4 separate regions of the Homo sapiens genome follow, and regions 2, 3 and 4 are each linked to region 1. A link is a contact called in ENCODE Hi-C or POLR2A ChIA-PET data. All regions are on one chromosome and are shown on one strand. The core of a region is the stretch at or near the end of the contact, and the rest is flanking DNA. Distances in the headings are between cores, read along the strand shown. Region 1 has its middle 120 kb from the start of LINC00870. Region 2 overlaps SHQ1 (SHQ1, H/ACA ribonucleoprotein assembly factor). Region 3 overlaps LOC105377161 (a long non-coding RNA gene). Region 4 overlaps LOC105377161 (a long non-coding RNA gene).

Evidence for each region. A loop is a pair of places that touch in the nucleus more often than their neighbours do. ChIA-PET counts read pairs that join two places held with the same protein, here RNA polymerase II (POLR2A). Pooled maps may share reads with other maps.
Region 2: a loop to region 1 is called in a pooled map, with 5 times the contacts of the local background. The contact joins two enhancer-like sites. A Hi-C loop is called at or near these places in 3 of 37 single-sample maps with no recorded cell type and 3 of 50 pooled maps.
Region 3: a loop to region 1 is called in a map with no recorded cell type, with 2.8 times the contacts of the local background. The contact joins two enhancer-like sites. A Hi-C loop is called at or near these places in 1 of 37 single-sample maps with no recorded cell type and 7 of 50 pooled maps.
Region 4: a map of IMR-90 shows a loop between it and region 1 (8-fold over the local background). The contact joins two enhancer-like sites. A Hi-C loop is called at or near these places in 1 of 168 maps with a recorded cell type or tissue (IMR-90), 2 of 37 single-sample maps with no recorded cell type and 4 of 50 pooled maps. POLR2A ChIA-PET finds 5 or more read pairs at or near these places in 1 of 52 experiments (naive thymus-derived CD8-positive, alpha-beta T cell).

What each region holds. Positions count from the first base shown.
Region 1 is chr3:72,267,900-72,272,080 of GRCh38, reverse strand. No RefSeq gene overlaps it. Among named protein-coding and RNA genes, the nearest start is that of LINC00870, 120 kb to the right of the region's middle. RefSeq lists enhancers at 1,762-2,011, 1,874-3,073. Within about 2 kb of position 1,824, at least 14 of the 41 ENCODE cell types and tissues checked have a DNase peak (open chromatin) inside an H3K27ac peak, as active enhancers do.
Region 2 is chr3:72,754,768-72,758,948 of GRCh38, reverse strand. All of the region lies in intron 10 of SHQ1 (SHQ1, H/ACA ribonucleoprotein assembly factor), which reads left to right. Among named protein-coding and RNA genes, the nearest start is that of SHQ1, 92 kb to the left of the region's middle. Within about 2 kb of position 1,833, at least 3 of the 41 ENCODE cell types and tissues checked have a DNase peak (open chromatin) inside an H3K27ac peak, as active enhancers do.
Region 3 is chr3:72,627,096-72,631,276 of GRCh38, reverse strand. All of the region lies in intron 8 of LOC105377161 (a long non-coding RNA gene), which reads left to right. Among named protein-coding and RNA genes, the nearest start is that of RYBP, 180 kb to the right of the region's middle. Within about 2 kb of position 1,881, at least 4 of the 41 ENCODE cell types and tissues checked have a DNase peak (open chromatin) inside an H3K27ac peak, as active enhancers do.
Region 4 is chr3:72,589,795-72,593,975 of GRCh38, reverse strand. The region is part of intron 10 of LOC105377161 (a long non-coding RNA gene); the gene reads left to right. Among named protein-coding and RNA genes, the nearest start is that of RYBP, 150 kb to the right of the region's middle. RefSeq lists an enhancer at 2,589-3,416. Within about 2 kb of position 2,220, at least 12 of the 41 ENCODE cell types and tissues checked have a DNase peak (open chromatin) inside an H3K27ac peak, as active enhancers do.

The DNA.
Region 1 (4,181 bases), core at 575-3,074:
TGAGTTCATTTAATCCCCCTTCTTTGAATTAGGTGGCTGAGACTTATCCTATATTGTGCCCCTAAGCCACAAATCCAGAGCCTATTTTCCTGAAGCTGGCTAGAAGTTAAACTTCTTTTCTTCTGTGGGATTGGAGGAGGGGTAGTCACCTTGCTGCCTGGCGTTGAGGAAGGAACCTGGAGATCTAGATTTTATTTTTAAAGATTTTTAAAGCAATCCTCTTGCTTCCAGCCCACCCAGCACTTTTTATTCAGAGCTGATGAATTCTTGAGGTTTTCTGGGGTTCTGGGACCCAGTTCACTTTGCTTCCCATTGTTTCCCCTTTGTCTTGGTTCAGCTTTCAGCTTTGATACATTAGTTCATCCAACCTGTTTTCAGCCTCCAAATACATACATGCACACACACACACACACACACACACACGTATGTATTTGGACATCTCTTCTTGCATTTCTCCCTTTTCTTTTTTACCTTGCAGGCTTATTTATGACTTTTTAGAAATTTATTTGCTGGCATGTGAGTTATTCTCAGGAAGGAGCAGAGAACAGTACATGTTTTCTCTGCCATGCCTTGCAGGAAGTCTCATTTCCTCAACGCGTGAGATGGGCGTTGGGTCAGGCAGAAGCGGGTTCCCATCTTGGCTGGGCTCCTCTCAGCTAAGTGGCCTTGGACAAGCACATTGACCCCATCTGAGCCTGGTTTCCTTTCTAGCCTGGCCTCCCTTCAAAGTAAGAAGAGTAAAGTGGGATGATAATGAAAATAGACCACAGAACTCGTGGGCAGCGCCAAGCTTGGGCCCAACATAGGTGGCTGGGGTTAGGCTCTTTGAAGAAGCTCCTCAAGCCTGCATCTCCCAGGGTCTTCTACAACTTCCTCAGCTCCTTGTCTCCCTGCCTGCCTCTCTCACAGGACCTCAGAACCCATCCAGCAGTCTAAAGGGGACACATTTTATTCCATCCCTGCTTTTCAGCAATTCATTTTCTCTAGGGCTTCAGAGCAAAAACTGCCTCTTCTTTCTGCCAAAGGGCTTACCAGCCCACCCTTTCCTCCAATAGCTGGATTTTGTTTAATTTTTAATTTTTTTTTTGAGGCGGAGTCTCCCTCTGTTGCCCAGGCTGGAGGGCAGTGGCGTAATCTCGGCTCACTGCAACCTCTGTTCCAGTGGGTGTCATGTCTCATGCTCCCGAGTAGCTGGGATTACAGGCACCTGCCACCATGCCAGCTATGAATACCTGAATTTTAAATCCTAGATTGCACTCAGTTTTGATGCCTGTTGCTCCCCATCCCCAGCCTCACCTCTGCCCCGCACACCTACTCTTTTTTGACCCATTCTAGCCAAGCTCAGAGAAAGGCATCTTCCCCCAGGAAGCCTTTCCTAAGTCTGTCAGCCTTCACAGAGGTCCCCCTCACTCTGTGCTTCCTGTTTTTAGGCAAGAGCAGTGGTCCACGGTGCTTAGGTGTTTGGGTTCTTGAATTTGAGTTTGCATCTCGGCTCTGCTATCATACCTACAAGCTGTGCTACCTTGGGCAAATTACTGCACCACTCTGAGCCTCAGTGTCCTCATGAGTAAAACATGAGTTAATAATAGGACCTAACAGTCTCTCATGAGATTGTTCCAGAGATGAAATGATGTGACACACATAAAGAAAATGCAGTGGTTAGCATATACGCGTAAGCACTCAAGACAAGTTTATTACAATGTCTATGTCTGCTGTACTTTGATTTTGACTTGCTTTAACTGCCAGGCTGTATCTAGGGGTGGGAAACTTGTCTTCTTCCTTTTTTTTAATACTTTGCAGCCCCACCCCAGTGGCCCGGGATGTCGTCACGCCCCGGAGCAGGAATCCAAAGATATTCTTGCCTGCTAGTCTTGCATCATCCACGGAGTGACCTTGAGCAGGTCATGTCACTTCTCTGAGTCATTTTGCTTTTGGCAGCTGGGAGACAAATTCCTGCTGAAGTAAGCAGAAAAGAAAGTGAAAAAGAGACTGCAGCTTTTCACAAATGTTTCTTCCCTTCTCTCACAAGTTTATTCCCCACCAGCCCAGCCAGAGATTCTTGTTATCTTAGTTAGATGGTACCCTTGGGGTCTCTGGCTCTCTCTGGCTTTTAATCCTGGCTTTACATTAGAATAAACTGGGGAGATTTTAAGGGTCTTTATGCCAGGGCCTAACCTTGAATCAAGGTGGCTGGAATTTTAGGACATGAAGTTGATGTTAGAGGTCTTTAAAAGCTCCTAGTGAGGCTCATGCTGCTGGCCTGTGGTCCGCACTTTGAGTAGTGAGGCTCTAAACAACCCTCTTGTCCTTCCAGGAAGCATCTATCGGGCATCTGAGTCAAGTAAAAGGTACAATTTCCTTTGACAAAGCTCATCCTTTGATCATTGGGTTTCTCCAAGTATGGGGAACTCCCTTCCTCCCAAGGGCCACATTCTGTTGTTTCACAGTGGCTCTGATGGTCAGAAAGTACTGCTTTCCATGTGACTACAGCCAGCATCCTGGAATTTCCATTCCTTAGTCCTTGCTGAGGGTGGCTTAGGCTGGCCCAGGGAGGTCACCATATATCCACGCTAGCCTTCATCTGAATGGCTCTGTCAGGGGTCACACATCAGGGTCACTCAGAGAGCAGTGCTGCAGAGGCACTCTCATGGGTTTCAAAGAGCCCCACCATTCAAAGGCCCTGGTTCCAGAAAAGAGGCCATCCTGCTAAGCGGCATTAGTCTAATGTTTTCCGAATGCACCTCCACTGGAATTTTCTGGACAATGTGTTCAAAATAACCCACTGAATCAGAATCTCCAGGGGAGGATCCAGGGAGCCTGCTTATTTTAACACTGCTCAGGTGAGGGTTATGATCAGGCTTATGCAAAACGCCTTTAAACTGATTGGATTAGCTAACTCTGGCTGCCGAATGTTCCAGGGAGCAGTTATAAGATGGGAAAGAACCTGTGGCTTAGTGAGGGTGAGCAGGTGGGAGTAGGGGTGTCCAGGCCTGGGAAGAGCTCACATCTGGGCCTGGGCCATCAGCAGGTGGTCTCCCAGGATGATGCTGGTGTGTCGCTGTTGTAGCAGAATCCTTTACTCCCTCTCTCCCTGGATGAGTTCTTTTCTTTCAACCTTATCAGTTCTTGGGAAGAAGAGGAGGCAGAAAAGACTATTTGTATCTCACTCATGCCTAGAGAGTCCTGTTCTCTGGGAAAAGATTTACTCTTTCAGGGTCAGTTCTCTGATTGGTTGGTTTGTTTCTCAACTCCTGCAACAAGAAAATTCACCCTTAATTGAACAATACAGTCCTCTGTATTAGTGTGCTAGGGCTACTATCACAAAATGCCATAGACTGGGTGGCTGACACAACAGAAATGTATTTCTCATGATTCTGGAGGCCAGAAGTCCAAGTAAGGTGCCTGCAGGTTTGGTTTCATTTTGAGGCCTCTCATCTTGGCTTGCATTCGGCCACCTTCTCACTGTGTCCTCACATGATCTCCCCTCTGTGTGCATGCACCCCTGCCTTCTCATCCTGCATTCAATTTTCCTTTTCTTATAAGGACACTGGTCAGATTGGATTAGGTGGATTAGGGCCTGCCCTACTTTGAAGGCCCTATCTCCAAGTGCGGACAGTCACGTGCTTTAGGGCCCACTTATTTGACCTCATTTAATCTTACTACCTCTTTAAAGACCCTATGTCTAAATACAGAAACATTCTGAAGTACTGGGAGTTAAGACTTCACCGTGTGAATTTTTGGAGAAAAATTCGGCCCATAGCGTTCTCCTAGGGCTTTGTAAGTGGGTGACTGATGACAACATTGAGAGGGAGACTGGGAGGAGCAGTTGTTAAACAGGAGTGGGGAAGAAACAAAGAAACAGGGGCTGGAATGCACAACCCCATTGCTGTCTTGCTTTGGTTACCTACTTGTTTTTATTTTTGTTATTATTATTTTTTTGAGACGGAGTCTTGCTCTGTCACCCAGGCTGGAGTGCAGTGGCAAAATCTTGGCTCACTGCAACCTCCGCCTCCCAGGTTCAAGTGATTCTCTTGCCTCAGCCTCCCGAGTAGCTGGGATTATAGGATTGCACCACCAAGCCTGACTAATTTTTGTATTTTTAGTAGAGATGGGTTTCACCATGTTGGTCAGGCTGATCTTGAACTCCTGATCTCAGGTGATCCACCTGCCTTAGCCTCCCA
Region 2 (4,181 bases), core at 584-3,083, 490 kb before region 1:
GAGAAGGGCATGGAAGGGATTCTGCCCTGAGAAGGAGCCAAACCTGCTGACTCCTTAATTCTGGACTATTAATAGTAGCCTTGGCCAGGTGCGGTGGCTCACGCCTGTAATCCCAGCTCTTTGGAAGGCCAAGGCAGGCAGATCATGAGGTCAGGAGTTTGAGACCAGCCTGGCCAACATGGTGAAACCCTGTCTCTACCAAAATACAAAAATTAGCCGGGCGTGGTGGTGAGTGCCTGTAATCCCAGCTACTCAGGAGGCTGAGGCAGGAGAACTGCTTGAACCCAGGAGGTGGAGGTTGCAGTGAGCCGAGATCGTGCCATTGCATTCCAGCTTGGGCAATAGAATGAGACTCCATCTCGGAAAAAAAAAAAAAAAAAAGAAAAAATAGTAGCCTCAGGAGCTGTGAAAAATAAATTTATATATTTTGTTTTCTGCTACCAGTTTTTGGTGGTTTGTTATGGCAGCCTTAGGAAACTAATACAGGGAGTTTTCAGAAAATGATTCTGCTGATCCATGGACTAGATGATGTTTCTCAGAGCCTATGCCCACGAAATGGCATAAAAACCAGTTGAAATTTGTATGAGAAGTTGTGTTATTGGCCCAAACTAGATATGGTTTAAATAACTCTTTAGCTTGCAGCCTTCCTTGTGTTAAGTTAGTCGTTTCTTGTTCTTAGAGATTGAATGTTTTTGTTAATGGCTGCGCTGGAAGTGCTTCTCACTGTTATAGAATAAGAAGAGACAGCTTCAGGTTCCTCTGTGCATCCATTGGTATTTGTTTTTCTTGGCGGCTCTCAGATTCAAGATAGGAATTTCACCAGCAACTTCTACTTAAAGCCAGTGCATTACCTTTAGATCAGGCTACATACATGTGTTTTGGGCCAAGGAACCTAAAGTATGGAACTGGTTCTTTTCAATAGAGAGGAATTATGATATGTCATTATCATAAAAGCCCTTTTAAAAAAATTTAACTTTTAAGTTCAGGGACACGTGCAGGTTTGTTATATAGGTAAACTTGTGTCATGGGAGTTTGATGTACAGATTATTTTCACCACCCAGGTATTAAGCCTAGTACTTATTAGTTGTTTTTCCTGATCATCTCCCTCTACCTATCCTCCACCCTCTGATAGGCCCTGGTGTGTGTTGTTCCCCTCTATGTGTCCATGTGTTCTTATCATTTAGCTCCCACTTACAAGTGACAACATGCGGTAATTGGTTTTCTGTTCCTGCATTAGTTTGCTAAGGAAAATGGCCTCCAGCTCCATCCATGTTGCTACAAAGGACATGATCCTGTTCCTTTTATGGCTGCATGGTATTCCATGGTGTATATGTACCACATTTTCTTTATCCAGTCTACCATTGATGTGCAGTAAATGCCCTTCAGAAAGTTGAAGCCGGGCTCAGTGGCACGTACCCGTAGTTCCACCTACTTGGGAAGCTGAGGCAGGAGGGCTGCTGAGGCCAGTAGTTCAACATTGTATTGTGGTATTACTGCTCCTTTGACTACTGGTCTCCAGCCTGGGCAATGCAGTGAGACCCCATCTTTCAAAAAAAAAAAAAAAAAAGGAAAGAGAAGAAATTTGATCTACTGTTTGGTCCCAGATAGAACCTGAGATTGTGTGTTTTGTATGCTATGAAATTAAAAGGCCGAGTTAGCCAGTAAGCATCCAGTTTGAACTGTCTGGAATTGCCTCACTGGAGTCTTGTCCTCTGTGATCAATTGTGGGCTCTAGTCTCAGTATGTCATGCCTGGCAGGCTTCTAGGTTTGGGCAGAGGAAATGAAACCTAGTCGGTTACTCTGAGATTTATAGTAGACCTGCTATTGCAGGAAGTGGTGAAAAGTTGATTGATAGTTTGAGACAAAACTCTACAGCAAAAAAACAGGATGTATGCTTTCCATTTATACCCAGTTCCCCCTGCCCCTACATTTCAGGCTCCTTTTGCATTTTGTTTTGGTTGCTTCATAAGGCTGCGGAGGCTTTCCCCCTCCTACAGTCACCAAATGTAAAATAATTGAGGAAATTTTGTATCAGCTTAGCCATAGTAAAGGCAAGTACTTTCTGCTGTTGCAATTACTCTTTCGTGGTAGTTACATGTAGCATAACTTGTCTGCAGTCTTTAAAGAGAAATTCTCCAAATAGGATATTATTTCACATATGCAGAAAGAATGAAAGGTCTTTTTTAAGTTACATTGTAGGATTACATTTCCAGTAACTTTCTAAGAAAAATCTATTTTGAGTGTGGTTTTATTAAAATATGACAGCAGTGGTATCCAATTGTCTCTTTTAAATGCAGCGTCTCTTCATTCTATAATAAATATATTCTTAACAGGTAGGTGATCCTCACTTAGATATAAAACATGTAACTAGCCAGGCATGGTGGCTTACTCCTGTAATCCCCAGCACTTTGAGAGACCAAGGTGGGTGGATCACTGTGAGGTCAGGAGTTTGAGACCAGCCTGGCCAACATGGCAAAACCCCATCTCTACTAAAAATAACAAAAATTAGCCGGGCGTGGTGGCGCATGCCTGTAATCCCAGCTACTCGGGAGGCTGATGCAGGAGAATCACTTGAACCAGGGAGGTGGAGGTTGCAGTGAGCTGAGATCGCTCCACTGCACTCCACACTCCAGACTGGAAGGCAGAGTGAGAGTCTGTCTCAAGAAAAACCTAACCAGACAAACAAAAAACATATACTATAACTAGTAACTCAGCCTATGTGTTTGTTGAGAGTATCAAAATGTACCATGCCCAGGGCTGCCGCTCATGCCTGTAATCACAGAACTCTGGGAAAGCCAAGGTGGGAGGATCACTTGAGCCCAGGAGTTGGAGACCAGCCTGGGCAACATAGGGAGAACCTGTCTTTACAAAAAATATAAAAATTAGCTGGGTGTGGTGGCATGTGCCTGTAGTCCCAGCTACTCAGGAGGCTGAGGTGGGAGGATCACTTTTGCCCAGGAGGTCAAAGCTACAGGGAGCGCTGATTGCACCACTGCACTCCAGAGCCCAGGCAATAAAGCGAGAACCTGTCTCTAAATAAAGAAATAAATAGTACCTGATGTTTGTAAGAGTGGTTATCTAATAATGCCATTTGACCAAGCTTTTGGACATGAACTAGCCTAGTCAGTTTTGAGTACGACAGAGAAAAACTACTACCTACCTTAAGTGAGCTGCTTTCTGAAAAGGTAAGTCTGTTACAAAAGTAGATTGTGTAATTGACAAGGAGTGGCAGATTAGAACCAACTCTAATTGTACTAGTGGTTGAAAAAAACAAAACAGCTACTCTTTCATGGCTTAATTTTTTTTCCCTACAGGAATAATTTCCCTTTTTGTGAACAGTGATTGCTAGGTTATCTGTGCTAAGTAATTGAATAAAAACAAACCCAACTTTAATTCCTCAGACTACTGGGGCACATTCTACACCAATGCTATTTTGAAATTTTAATCAGTTTTTATCCTAGCATTCTTTAAGAATGGGAGAGAGTTCAGAATGTTTCTTTTATTAAAGTTTCTTTCAGAACTTTAGTATTAATTTAGGAAGCTAGCCAGCTTGAGGTATTAAAGGTGGGATAATAAAATAGAAATGAAGCTTGGCAAAGGATCAAAAATCAATTTATCTGTCTATCTATCTATCATCCATCCATCTATCCATCCATCCATCCATCCATCCATCTATCCATCTATCCATCCATCCATCCATCCATCAACTTATTGTATAACCTGGTAATTTTAAACATAATATAATGCCGAAAGTGAAAAACTTTTTCCTGAAGGATAAAAGTTCGCATCAGCTGGTTACAGGCAGGAGTTCCTGTTTGGGCCCCTGGACTCAGCTTCACCACTTTTCTGCCTGTTACACTTGTTACTTTCAGTCCCCCTGTGTGTGGGGTATGCTTTCTGAGAAGAGCCAGGATTCTAGGGGAGGAGCTTTGGAATTCCACATTTCTACTGTTATAAAAGACAGGACACAATATCTGTATAGTAGACAATAACAAAGATCCAAATAATATCAACTTGAGAATTGGCATGTTTAATATATTCAGCAATATTCACAAAAATGATTCAAATTTTACCCTTGTTTTCTAAACCTCCATAGATGATGCTTATATGTATACTTCATTTAACATTGTTAAGCTAAATATATTAGTCACAGTTCCTTTGGAGGATTCTGGGCTTTGTG
Region 3 (4,181 bases), core at 632-3,131, 360 kb before region 1:
AGGGAGTGAATGAGTGAGTGAACTAATGAACTTGGATATGGATGACAGTCATGAAAGCCAGCCAACTTATTTTTCTTGGATGGCATTTACCACCAGCTGACCAATTGTGTTGAAACCATCCCTGAAGAGGTAAAATTTCACCGAGAAAACCACCCATTGTCAACCACGAGTCCCAGGAGTCTCTCTCTGTGAAAAATAGCATGTGTGGCCCCCCATGAAACCTTTTTTTTTTTTCCTGGTAGATTTTCTGAATATCCTTTTTTTCTGACTGGCCTATAAAATGCATTGAGAAATTATGCTAATGCTAGTATCTCTCCAACCAAGTCCTACTGAGGATTGAATCTATTTTTCAAAGACAAAACTGAGTTTTAATTTAGTGCCCCCTTGACATTTTCCCTTTCAAGCACATGAAGGATGCTTCTGCAGAGGGAGAGGTCTTGGGAAATCTTTCACGGATGGCTACGCTTCACGCCTGGGTGGAGTAACCCTCAGCACGCCAGCTTTCAATTAGAAGTAAATAAATGGAGACAGCTTTGCGGTGTGCCCGATACTCTGAAAGATCAACCCCCGGCCTCGGGGCTGCCTTTCTCCCACTGCAGCTAAAAATGTTCATTTACATTTTTTTGGTGTTTTCTGAGCAGCTTTAATGTGCCAGGTTTAACCTTTAAGGCCCTCTCCCCTTCTTCCTTCTGCTTCTCCCCCAACCCCTGGCTTTGAGGATGCCACAAGCCTTGAAGCACTTGCAGGAAACAGCTGCACACAAGTGGATTTCCAACTGAATTCTTTAGATGGAAGTTTGGCTCTTGTAGGATCATGTAAAGGAGTCTTTCATTTCCCCTCTGTGATTGTCATTCTGTTTGGAATAAGGGCAGCTGGGGATGCCTCTCCTTTGCCCATTACATCCTAAGGCAGAGGTGGATTTGGGGGCCTTGGGTTAGGATTGGGGATAGGGGATGTCTGGGGAGGGACTCCTTGCTGTGCCATTCCTCCACATTTGGAGACCGGAGGGGAAGACCTTGGTGTCATTTTGAGATTCTTCTATTAGGGAACTATATCCATTAGTTATTGCTGCAAAGCAAATGACTCCAAAACTTGATAGCTTAAAACATCATTTACTCACCTTTAGCTCACAATTGTGTAGGTCAGCAATTTGGCCAGCCTCAGCCAGGCAGTCCTTTGGGTCTGTACTGGGCTGGTCTGGTCTCAGATGGGCATGATCAGCTGCCAGGTTGGCTTGCGACGGTCTCAGCTGAGATGACTGGGGCTGTCGCCATCCAGCAGGCCATCCTGCTCTCGCACAATGAGAGCTGGGCTGAGATGACTGAGGTTGTCACCGTCCAGCAGGCCAACCTGGGCTTGCTCACTTGGTGGTGGAAGGGTTCCAAGAGCAAGCACAGAAGAGCATGAAGTCTCTTGAGGCGTCAACTGAGAACTGGCGCCATGTCACTTTTGCTGCATTCTGTCAAAGCAAGTCACAAGGCCCACCCCAGTTCTGGGAGTAGAGAAAATAGCTCTGCCTCTTGATGGGAGAAGCTGCAATGCATTTTGGCAATTTTTGCAATCAACAACAAGGAGTGATTTTCCAGATCTGCTTCTCAAGGCCTAGGGCTTCCATGGAAAAGCCACAGGGGCCACTGTAGGTTCAAGATTAAAGTTTGGGCTATCCTCTCGCACCTTTAACCCGAGGAACTCACTTTTATCTGCAGAATATATTGGACTTCCAAGTAAGATCTCACTTGAACAAAGGTTGCCATGGTTAAAAGACATTGAATACCAATTAGTTAGAAGTAATTGTCAGGCTCTCCCTACCTGCTTCTGACCTCTGTGACTCATAGAATTGCACTTCCTGTTTTCTGATAAAAGAGAACTAGTGCCAAGAAGTAGGAAGATTCTGGCCTTGCTCATTCACTCATCAGTCTCTGTATCTCCAATCCTCATACAATCTCAGTGTTCTAGGCTGCAAAAAGAAGTGGAAGACAGTAATGCATAGAAGAGTTCAAACTAAAGCCAGGCTTTCAGGGTTCAGATCTCAACTTCCTCCGTTGCAGTGTGGTCATAGGAAGGTTACTTAACCTCTCTAAGCCACAGCTTCTGCATCTATAAAATGGGGTGAGAATATCTATTGCATGGATTAAAAAAAGATAATTTGTACAGCATAAAAATTACTCAAATCATGTTTACTATTTTTATGATGTAGTCTTCAAGTTCCCTTAACATTCTAACAGATTATATTCCCTATGAAATTATGGTGGGCAGTGCCAATTTCCAGTTGCTAGGTGTTCTGGTTTGGGATTTTTTTTAGGAAGGCATTCAGCAAAACAAGCCTCTGCTCACTGGCCTGCCACCAAATGGTAAAATTCAGCTGTTTGAGATTCATACCTTTGGCTGAGTACATTAAGGTGTTCTTATTCGTTAATACGTAGTTTGATTAGATCATTTTCTCCATGAATATTAAGCTGAACCCTAGGCAATGAGCAATGTGAACTTTGATGGAATGTTTTTCAGAGGAAGGGAAGATGATGTATGGGTGAACAGGAGAGAAGATAAGTTTGGGCTGGCCATAGCAGAGTTAGCGGGTGGGGAGCAAGGAGGTTGGTGCCTGAATGAAGGAGGGGACCCCTTACGCTTCCAGGAGAAGTGCCAAGAGGCACTTGGCATACTTTCCTGCTGTGCCTGGAGCTGAGAGTCTTCGTACCTGGTGCACAAGAAAGGAAAATGTATCCTCCAGCTTTGCCCATCATGATTCTGAAATGCTTTCAGGCACCCCAGGCTGTGCGGGAATATTTAAAGCCACCATGATTACCATTTGCCATCTGACAGGAAGCAACTCTGTGCCCCTGTATGAGAGAAGAGCAGTTATTTTCTAAGGTCCCCTGGGGCACGTTTTGGTGTCTCGGGGAGGAGAATCTGCACCCTCACCCCGCCTTCCTTTGGCAATGAGCAGGTCATCCATCAAGTTGGTCCTGCCCAACAGGATCTTCCAGATCTCTCAGCAGAGGCCTCCACTCCACTAGGTCTAGGCAAACAGGCTCCAGCTTGCTAAGGCCGCGGGCCTGATGGGAAGGGCAGGGCCAAATGGCCCCAGCCTGACTTTTCAGATGCTGCACGCAGACTGGGGTGCACTGAGGAGCAGTGCCTCATCTTGGGATGACAAGATGTGGCCAGGGGGTGTGTGCCTGGATTCCACAGGCATCAGCAAACACCTGGCTTCCTTTGGTATCAGGCAGAGGTGCATCTGGCTCTCAGCCAGCTGTCTATGTGGAAATATTCCACCCCTCTTTTAAAATTGCATTTTCATATCAAAGACAAGCTAGGGAACCAAGAGGCCCTTATTGGAGGGGAGCATTGTTTTTCAGGATTTGCCTTAGCATTTTTTTTACCTAGCAAATTCTCCTAAAATATTTTAGAGTTGTACTTTTTTGGTTTTGTTTTTTGGAATGTCTATCATTTTTATCAAACAAGTCATCTGTGGGTGCTCACTATGGAGAAATCTGAGGAAGAACAGATAAGTAAAAGTTTTGTTTACAGTGAAAAATTGCTTATAAATAATTTTTATTAAATTATCTATTTTTGTTTTTTCATCATTTTCTGTTGAGAGCATATCCTATCATTTGTTTACAGAATTCCCTGTGTTTAGGAATTTAGGGGTCTTTACAGGCTCCCTGCCCCTGCAAAAATCCCCGTGAGATGAAGCCCCAGTTGCTGGCAGTGGTAGTGGGGTGGTAACTCACTCTTCTCACTCTTTATTAACTGCCTGCTCTTGCCTGTCTCATTTCTCCACTTCCTTACTCATTTCTGTTTCACCTCCCAAATAAACCACCTGCACTGAGATCCTGGTCTCAAGGGCTGCTTCTCAGGAAACCCAAACCAATGCAGCTATCTACTGTTTTTGAGTATACAGTCACGTGCCACACAACGACTTTTCAGTCAATGATAGACTGCATATACGATGGTGGTCTCCTAAGATTATAATAGAGCTGAAAAATTTCTATCACCTAGTGACATCTTGATGGTCCTGACCCTGTGCAGGCCTAGGCTAACATGTATGTTTGTGTCTTTGTTTTTTTGTCTGTTTGGTTGGTTTTAGTTTTTTGTTTGTTTGTCTTTTTGAGACAAGGTCTTGCTCTGTCACCCAGGGTAGAGGGCAGGGCAGCAATCATGGCCCACTGCAGCCTCAGACT
Region 4 (4,181 bases), core at 971-3,470, 320 kb before region 1:
AAAGGTTTCACTTGCTCGTGCCCTCAGTCAGCGTGCTGGAGGGTTGCCATCCTCCTTTTGATGGCAACCCTTGCCTCCTCATTTCCATCTGCACCTGTCAATCTCACCACACTCACCAGCCTCTTCCTGGCCTCAGTCTCTCATGCCCTCCATCACTGGGTAAAGACCTAGTCACAGCCTCTGCTGCAGCCTTGTACATGTGCCCTGGGCACCACTGTTCCCACAGCCAGGGATGGTGTCCTTGTAGGTGCCTGTCATTCTCTGCCAGGGAGCTTGCTTTGGCCAGGAGCATGCCTGTGGGAGTGGGGTGGGCAGGCCAGGATGCTGGGGCATTGATGCCTCCAGGAGAGGCCCTGGACCAACACCAGACAGGGGTCTGTGGGCAAATACACCAGTTTCTTCATTCCTTAGGTGGGACAATTCTGACTCCTTTTCTAGACTATCTCAAGGTGTAGGGGAGCCCAGCCTAAGTTAAACTGATACATCCCTGCGTCCAGTCATTGTCATTTCTCACCTGGCTTCCTGTCTGGCTGCGCTCTAGTCCATTCTACAGCTGAAGGAGTTTTCTTTTCTTTTTTTTTTTTTTTGAGACAGAGTTTCGCTCTTTTGCCCAGGATGGAGTGCAATGGCACCATGATCTCGGCTCACTGCAAGCTCCGCCTCCCAGGTTCACGCCCTTCTCTTGCCTCAGCCTCCTGAGTAGCTGGGACTACAGGCACCCACCACCACGCCTGGCTAATTTCTTTGTATTTTTTTTAGTAGAGACGGGGTTTCACCATGTTAGCCAGCATGGTCCTGATCTCCTGACCTCGTGATCTGCCTGCCTCGGCCTCCCAGAGTGCTGGGATTACAGGCGTGAGCCATTGCGCCCGGCCAGGAGTTTTCTAAAATGCAAAATTGGCTGGGCGTGGTGGCTCATGCCTGTAATTCCAGCACTTTGGGAGGCTGAGGCGGGTGCATCACTTGAGCCAGGAGTTTGAGACCAACCTGGGCAACCTAGGGAGACCCCGTCTCTACTAAAAATACAAAAAAAATTAGCTGGGTGTGGTGGCATGCACCTGTCATCCCAACTACTCGAGAGGCTGAGGCACAAGAATCGCTTGAACCCAGGAGGCGGAAGTTGCAGTGAGCCGAGATCATACCACTGCACTCCAGCCTGGGTGACAGAGCGAGTCTCCGTCTCAAAAATACATAAGTAAATTAATTTAAAAATAATAAAATAAAATGCAAAATTAATCATTTCCCTCCTCTGCTCCCTATTGCTTTTAGGCAGTGTTTGAACCCCTTACATGGATGACAAAACACCCTGTTAGTCCCTTAGCAGGGTTGCTCGGCCAGCTGTCTCCTCCATCCCCTGCTCCCTTCTCTCACACACAACTCCAGCCATATGCAATCATCGGAAATTGTCCTACGTGCAATGCTTGCCTTCAACCCAGGCCATTGCTGTGCTGTTCCCATCTCCTGGAATCTTCTCCCCCTTTCTCCTTTCCCAGTACCTTGGCCCATCCCATGCTGACTTCTGTCTTCAGGCCTCCTTCCTCTAGAAAGCCTTCCTGACCTCAGGCAGGGTTAGAGTCCATCTCTCCTTGCATCCACAGAACTTTACTCTTGCCCTCCTCACCCTGGGGCAGAGCTGTCTCCTTATCTGCCCTTCCTTCTTGAGCCGTGGCTTTCAGCCCTGGTTGCACGTTAGAAACATGTGGAAGCCTTTACAAAATGCAGATACCTTGGCCCCACCATGGACTAATCACATCGGAATCTCTGCGGGTGGGGCCTAGTATAGGCTTTTCTTAAAAGCTCCCCGAGTGATCCCAATGTGCAAAACCACATTCTGATAGTATGATCTCACGAAGGCAGAGGCTGGGTTTTATTTATTTCATCTTCAGTTCCTGGTACATAGTAGGAGGTCCCTGATAAATGTTGGCTGTGGATATGAATGACAGCTACTGACATGCTGTCATCCTTCTGTGTCAGGTGCTGTTCCAAAGCAATCAATGAATAAACGAAAGAATAAATAAGTGAGTGAATGAATGTATCAGTGAATGAATGAATGAATGAATAAAAGGCCCACCCACATGCAGCTGGGAACTAGAGGCTCCAAAAAAATGTCTGTCCCTCGAGATGTCTAATTGTCTAAAGGCAGTGAATAGCCTCTTGCCAAACTCCTAGCAGAGATTAAGTAGTCATCCAGCCCTGGGGCACGACCGTGGGTGGTCACTGCTGAGCTGCCAAGTCACCAGCAAGCAGGAGCAGCGGCAGCCACAAAACTGGAAACTGGAGTTGGGAGATGGGGGCTGGGAATTCAGCTAGGAAGGAGCCAACGGGCTCCTTATTTAGGAAGGAATTTGTTTTGGTGTTGCGGGTGCGGGGGTTAAAATTCATTGTTTCTGAGGTTGCTGTGAAGAGTTGGGTCCAACCCAGCAGCATGGGGTTGGAGCAGGGTAATTGGAGGTTGCAGGGCCTGGATTTGCAGCTCTCCTCCCAATGAAAATACACTGGAAAGCAAAACAGAGAGGCTGGAAAATCGTCTCCCAGCGTCACCGGCAAGAATGAAAATATATGGCTTAATAAAAATGGCTGATTCAATTTCAAACAAGTGGCTCATACCCACCTCTAAATAGCTGCTGTTAAAATGCAGACTATAGCCCTGTTTTAAATGAGGCCTAAGGTAGGGAGGAAAAAGGCCTCTCTGCAGGGAGGGGCATGGATCTTTGCTGAGGCCTATTTCAGTCTGAAGTTTTTAAATGGAGTCAAATCAAGGTATTGATGTTGCTTTAATTTTTTTTCCTGTCCGCACAAAGTAGGCTCTAAATGGCATTAGCTGTAATGAGGTAACCCTCTATGCTCCCCGGGGTGGGCACCTGAGCAGGGGCCCCCACAGGACTGCCTGCCGCCCTGGGGTGCTTCACGGGGAAGGGCCACCTCCCTTTGTTCTGTCTCCATGGCCAGAATGAACCCAGGCGGAGTCCAGTGGCATTCAGAGCTGCCCCCAACCCAGCTGCCAGTTCCCTGTTATCTGAATTGAAGAGGTCAGAGGTTAAGTGAGAGATCAGAGTCCCCGGGTCAGGGAAAGAAAAACAAATCCCCGGGGCCTCCGCTGTGCTCTTGAAGCGTGTAGGCCGTGCCCTCCGGTGCAGATGGGGGAATATTTTATACCAGGCCCTGTCCTTTTCTGTTACCATGTAAATTGACTGACTTTTTTTCTTTAACCGAGTTAGGGGAATTTCATGGAGGGGAAAAAAAGGATTGCATGGGCATTTGAATTTTTGCTGAAGACCAAGAGTAGCAACTCCAGTTCTGGCCTCAGCTTCATGACAGGAAGCCGTCGTTGACTGTGGGCCTGTTTTCCTCTTTTCAAACAAGTCCAAGAGGTGATAAGGTAAAAAGGGGTCGAGACACTCATGAATGTATTCAGAAACTAGGTGATCGCACCTGCTATCATGGAGAAGGGAGGCACATTTAAAAGCTTGTTATTGGCTTGGCATGGTGGCTCACGCCTGTAATCCCAGCACTTTGGGAAGCCGAGGCAGGCGGATCATCTGAGGTCAGGAGTTTGAGGCAAGTCTGGCCAACATGGTGAAACCCTGTCTCTACTAAAAATAAAAAAATTAGCCAGGCGTGGTGGTGTTCACCTGTAGTCCCAGCTACTCAGGAGGCTGAGGCAAGAGAATCGCTTGTACCCAGGAGGCCAAAGTTGCAGTGAGCCGAGATCACGCCACTGCACTCCAGCCTGGGCAATAGAGTGAGACTCAGTCTCAAAAACACAAACAAAGAAAAAAAGCCTTGTTATTCTGTGGGTCTAAGAAGCTCCTCATCGTTCAGGCTCCTCAATCAGGAAGCAGTTTTGGATTCTTTACTGGGTTCTTAGCCCTGTGCAAAGAGCTGTAAGGGTTACTGGAGGTTAAGATAAGATAATGCCTCTCAAGGGGCATTTTATGTTGTTTTAGAGCCAGAAAGACTTCAGTTCATCCTGGCTCTGATAGTTCCTAGCCATGTGACCTTGGACTGACTCCTCGAAGCCTCTGTTTACTTATCTGTAATATGGGCGTAGTAGGCCCTCCGTCCTCACCACTTCAGTGTACTCTGGCACCTCCATTTCTTCCCCTGGGGGCTTTCTCAGGCTGCCGATGCCCACTTTGCCTGCCCTTGCAGGTGCCAGCAGTGCCCAGGAATTAGTGCCA